Regions from separate parts of the Mus musculus genome. Here region 1 is linked to region 2. Evidence: chromatin loops called from intact Hi-C (ENCODE). Cell type or tissue: left cerebral cortex. All regions are shown on one strand.

Region 1 (2,500 bases), 250 kb after region 2:
GCCTTGGCATTTCTCGTGTCCACAGCCCCTCTCACTCTTTTGGGTATTGCCATCATTCACCTGGTTGAAACTGAAAAACCAGTGCAGCACTCAGGAGCCTTTACTTAAGGATGTGGCCGAGAGGTTGCTTGGAGAGTTTTGTCCAGAGTCCTGCAAAATAATATAAGATCATGATAAGAGAAAATTATTCAAAGAAAATTGTTCAAAGAAAATTCCTCGAGATTGTCTGCCTAAAAGAGAAAATAGAAAATGGTTTTAAGTAAACTTTCACATAGGATTCAGAACGTCAAATTATGTTAACAGCCTTTAATAACTTTTACATTGCACTTTGATTAAGATATCAAACAGATTCTTCCGACTACAACCCATCAGAATGTGTGACAGTTAGCTAAAGCAGGCTTTGAAGTATTTTACAGCATTAAAAGCTTACACTGGGAAATGGAGAAGTTTGACATCAATGATTTATGTGTTTATTCTATGAAGTAGGAGAATAGAAGTGAATTAAATCAAAGGCAATGGGAAAGAAAACAATAATAAATGTCAAAGAAGAGATATGCAATTGAAAGCAAAACTAATTGAAAACATCAACAAAGTCAAGCGCGATCAACACCTAGATCCATGATGGAGACAACAGATGAGAGGTATTCACAGAGCTGGGACAGGAGAGGCAAAGGGCTGGTTGGGAGGCGGGAGCTTGACCAGAGCTGGACCACAACTGCAGGTCAGAGACTGGAGGCTAAGAGTCACAAGCCTGTGTCCTTGGCTGGCTTCTGGAAGATGGAGAAGCACGTGATGCTGGAGAGGCCTACAGTGCTGGAAATGGAACATTATTGGGTGGCCAGTGCACTGCTATGGTCTCCTGACCAAACTCCTTTCTCCTCTAGGGTACCTTACACATCTTTTACCTAGTAAAGCTGATAGCTGTCTTCTTCTGGAAAGAGGGAAGTGTAACAGGGAGATGCTTGGAGCTTAATAGTGTTGCACTGAAAGCAGAGATAGTTTGTACTATATATATATATATATATAATGTAATAATATATATATAATATATATATTAGTTTTATGAATTTTCGCTGAAAATTTCAAAAGCTTTTTCTTATTCAAACGCACAAGAATACGTATAATGTTATTATTGACTAACAGGTGACAAAACCGGGCTTACATAGCATGGTTTAATGGTGGCAATTATGTGTCTGGAATGATTACAACTCCAGTTCCATGGACTTGCAGTCAGGGAGCCATGGAATATAAAAATTCCAACTGAATTTGTTGCACTTGGATGCAGTGACACATTTTGGCAGAACTTGAAGGTTTAGGATTTCACATTCCAGGGTGTGGCTACAGTACCATTCTGACACAGAATTAGCATCTCTAATTAATGTTATATAAAACAGAGGCCAGGGAGGCAGAGCCATCAGGGATTGTTCCTTGTAAGGCAAATAGTATTTTTAGGACCAGCGTGCATTTTTCTTTTCGTCCACATGGCACTCAACAGATGGTGATGTGGGCGGCTGTGGTTTAAGATCTGAAGTAGTTCATAAAGACATCCAGTCTTATCCTTGTCTGTCCTAGAGGCAGTGATGGCTACAGACTGATCCAGACATCTCTACCCAAGATCGTGCCAGCAATCCCTGTGGGTGGACCCTGCTGGACCCTGCAGACAGGCAGTGCCCTGAACAGCAGGATGGCTGGAGACAGCTTGTTTCTGCCTGCTGGCAGTGCTCAGAATAGGCATAGCCAGGCCGATTTCATTATGAAAAAGAACTTTTTCTTCCCATGGCATTCCTTAATTCTTAAAAATAAATCCTGAGGCTGAAATCATCTTTCTCCAGAAGTTCCCTTTGGATTATTCTTAATATTTCATTCCACCTGCTGTATAAGCTGTGTCTGTCCAGAGTCTTGGACTCTAGCAGGAAGGGCAAAGGAGTAACGAGGAGCAGGCCTTAGCATGTGCTTTTGTTTATATTCCACAGAAAGCACACGAGCCCCTTGACATGAATCCCTTACTACCAACACTTGTATCACCAGTTTCACTTTCTTCATTTGGTCATATCCCATCATTGTTATTACTTTTTCTCTAAATCAATAAACGGTTCCACTTACACTCATTTGATCCTCTCTTGTCTTTTGATGCTTGCTTGTGTTTGTAGCCTTGCTATGTAGACCAGGCCAAGCTCAAACTCGTGACAGTGCTGCGTGATCCTCCAGCCTCAGCCTTCTGAGAGGTGGGATTTCAGGCACTCAACACCATGCCTGCAGATCTTCTCTTCTCTTATGACTTCCTAAATTAAAAAGCATTCCACATCCCAGTAGATTTCAGAAGTGTGTATATTGAGAAGCCAAGCTTGGTCAGCGTTTTACTGTAATTCTTAGGAGCTCCGATAGAAAGCCCATGCGTGTCCTTGCTCTCATCCCAGGCAGTCAGGCCCTGAAGAGCGTACATTTGAGGGTAGTATCTGTGCTGATTTCCAGAGGTGCAGTGAGCATTATTTCAGCTTGT
Region 2 (2,500 bases):
TTGGGCTCAGGAGGGTGATGCTGAAGTGCGACATGCTCAAGCTGTTTCCTGGCGCTGAGAATGCGGGAGAACATAACCCACACGGGACCAGTCAGGCAGCTCTGCACGCCAATGTCCATTACATCTTACAGGATTTTATGTATATTTTTTGAAGAGAAAAAAAGTAAAAAGCTCTTCAGTGTAGTGTATAATTGAACATATATGGAAATAAAATCTCATTAAAAATAAAAAAAAAGGACTTGGATCTCCTCTGCAACTCCCATCCTGTCTATATTAAAATTCAAAGTATATTCATCTGTCACCAATCTGTGTATTTTCCTGTGGCCTGTATTGTGTTCCCCCCAAAACCTCTATGTTCAATTTCTAAACCACAGTACCGCAGACCCCATTGGAAGAGGTGATTGGGTGAAAATACAGTCGTTGGGCTTCTTCCTAATCCAATGTAAGGGATGGTCTTATGACCCAGGGAGGGACACTACAGAGGGAACACAGGCTGAGAAGCAGTAGGATGGAGGTGGCTGACCCTGAGCGACCTTCACAGAGACTGACCTTGCCTCCACTGTCTTGATCTGAGGTATTGCGTAATTGGGAGATACCCTTTCTGTTGTTGATGTTACCCAGGCTGCAACATCTGGACACCTCTAAAAAATTAATCCATGTCTAAGAAACAATGCTTTGTTACTAGTTAGGCTGTTTTCTTAAAATATTGTTAATTACCAGATTTTGCTATTTCTTTTCCTTGCGCTGCATGTTGAATGGGAACAGATTAAAGAGACAAGTTTTGCTTTGAGGAAAAATGTGTTTAATTAAAACTGAGCAGATAGTTTTGGGAAAGTCATCTTTCTGGGAGATTCTCCCATTTATACACTCAGACTAGAGTAAATGATGCTGAAAGTGTTGTACAGCCCCAGTTATTTCTGATTTCTCCGAAGACAAGAATTCTATTTTGGGTCTGTACTTCATTAAAAATTTAGCGACATGTAACTATGGGGCTTGGTGTGCCTGTGTGGAGTTGTCCTCTCATTGGATGATTTGTTGAAGCAATGGGTTACTATGGTGTTCAGCTCTGTGGCAGATGGAGTAATTGATCCTAAGAGCTTCTTGCAGTCTATGCTACTTTCTTTGACATGCTCATTCTGCCTATAAAGATGCTCAGCCAGCAACTAGAGATATGAGTGTTTAATAATTGAGACGGAGATTTTAATTCTCTTTATGTCAATATTAAAGATAAGAAGGACAGTTTGCCTCACTCATCTTCTTTAGTCTATACATATACTTCATTTACTAACCATGTCATATACACTTGGAAAAAGTTGTCATCCCAATTGGCAAATTGACTTCTTTTCGATTTCCACCATCATTGGATTTTTTTTTTTTTTTTTTTTGGATAGTATCTCTCAGCAAAATCTTGCTGGCATATGCAATAGTGTATGGGTTTGGTGGCAGTGCCTGGCAAATACAGAAGTGATGCTCACAGTCATCTATAAGATCGATCACAGGGCACCCAATGGAGAAGCTAGAGAAAGCACCCAAGGAGCTGAAGGAGTCTGCAGCCCTATAGGTGGAACAACATTATGAACTAACCAGTACCCCCAGAGCTCGTGTCTCTAGCTGCATATGTAGCAGAAGATGACCTAGTAGGCCATCACTGGGAAGAGAGGCCCCTTGGTCTTGCAAACTTTATATGCCTCAGTACAGGGGAATGCCAGGGCCAAGAAGTAGAAGTGAGTGGGTAGGGGAGCAAGGCAGGGGGAGGATATAGGGAACTTTCAGGATAGCATTTGAAATGTAAATAAAGAAAATATCTAATAAAAAAATAATCAGTACCCTCAAAAAAGAAAGAAAGAAAGAAAGAAAGAAAGAAAGAAAGAAAGAAAAAAAAGATAGTATCTCTGTGTAGACCAGGGTCGTTTTGAACTCAGGGAGATCTGCCTGCTTCTGCCTCCTAAGTGTTAGCATTATAGATGTGTGATACTACATCCTACCTCCATCATTGGTATTTTTCGTGAGTCTGTTTTAAACTTGTAAATTATACAGAGATGACACCTTGAGGTGACACTGAGATGGTCTGATTAAACAAAGGATGGCTTTTTATTGTTAGGTGTTCTGAGTCCTTACTTTATTTATTTATTTGTTTATTTATTTATTTATTTATTTATTTATTTAACATAAAGTCACAAGCTTCATTATGCTGGTTTCCTCGTCTCCCTCCTCCCACAGCTTATGCCAGTCTGCTTTTGTGTGTGTTACGTGGTGAATCTATTATCCTCTCCACACCCTTCCTGAGAACCCGCCTTCCCCTCTCACAGCCCCTTTCTAATCTCATCCCCTTTACCTGCACTCACACCCACATAAATCTATATATCTAAATCTTAGGAGCTAGGCTCTGCATAGGAAAGAGTATGTGGTTTTGTCTTTTGTGATCAGATCAACTCCATTAATGTAGTAATTTCCAGATCCATCAACTTATCTTTCTTCTTGGCTGTATGACATGTCATTA

What was found. Peaks named below come from ENCODE experiments on the same cell type or tissue, not always from the same donor. Only the 100,000 strongest peaks of a DNase experiment are listed, where the experiment ranks them.
Region 1: it touches region 2 in a loop (10-fold over the local background); 2 of 42 quality-filtered maps call a loop at or near these places.

Annotation. Positions count from the first base shown.
Region 1 is chr5:4,992,413-4,994,912 of GRCm38, reverse strand. All of the region lies in intron 10 of Cdk14 (cyclin-dependent kinase 14), which reads left to right. Among named protein-coding and RNA genes, the nearest start is that of Fzd1, 240 kb to the right of the region's middle. In left cerebral cortex, a CTCF peak has its summit at 1,480; DNase peaks (open chromatin) are centred at 764, 1,471 and 2,241; H3K27ac peaks cover 2,082 bases.
Region 2 is chr5:5,238,842-5,241,341 of GRCm38, reverse strand. The region is part of intron 3 of Cdk14 (cyclin-dependent kinase 14); the gene reads left to right. Among named protein-coding and RNA genes, the nearest start is that of Gm30151, 130 kb to the left of the region's middle. In left cerebral cortex, no CTCF peak of the experiment used is centred here; DNase peaks (open chromatin) are centred at 36 and 956.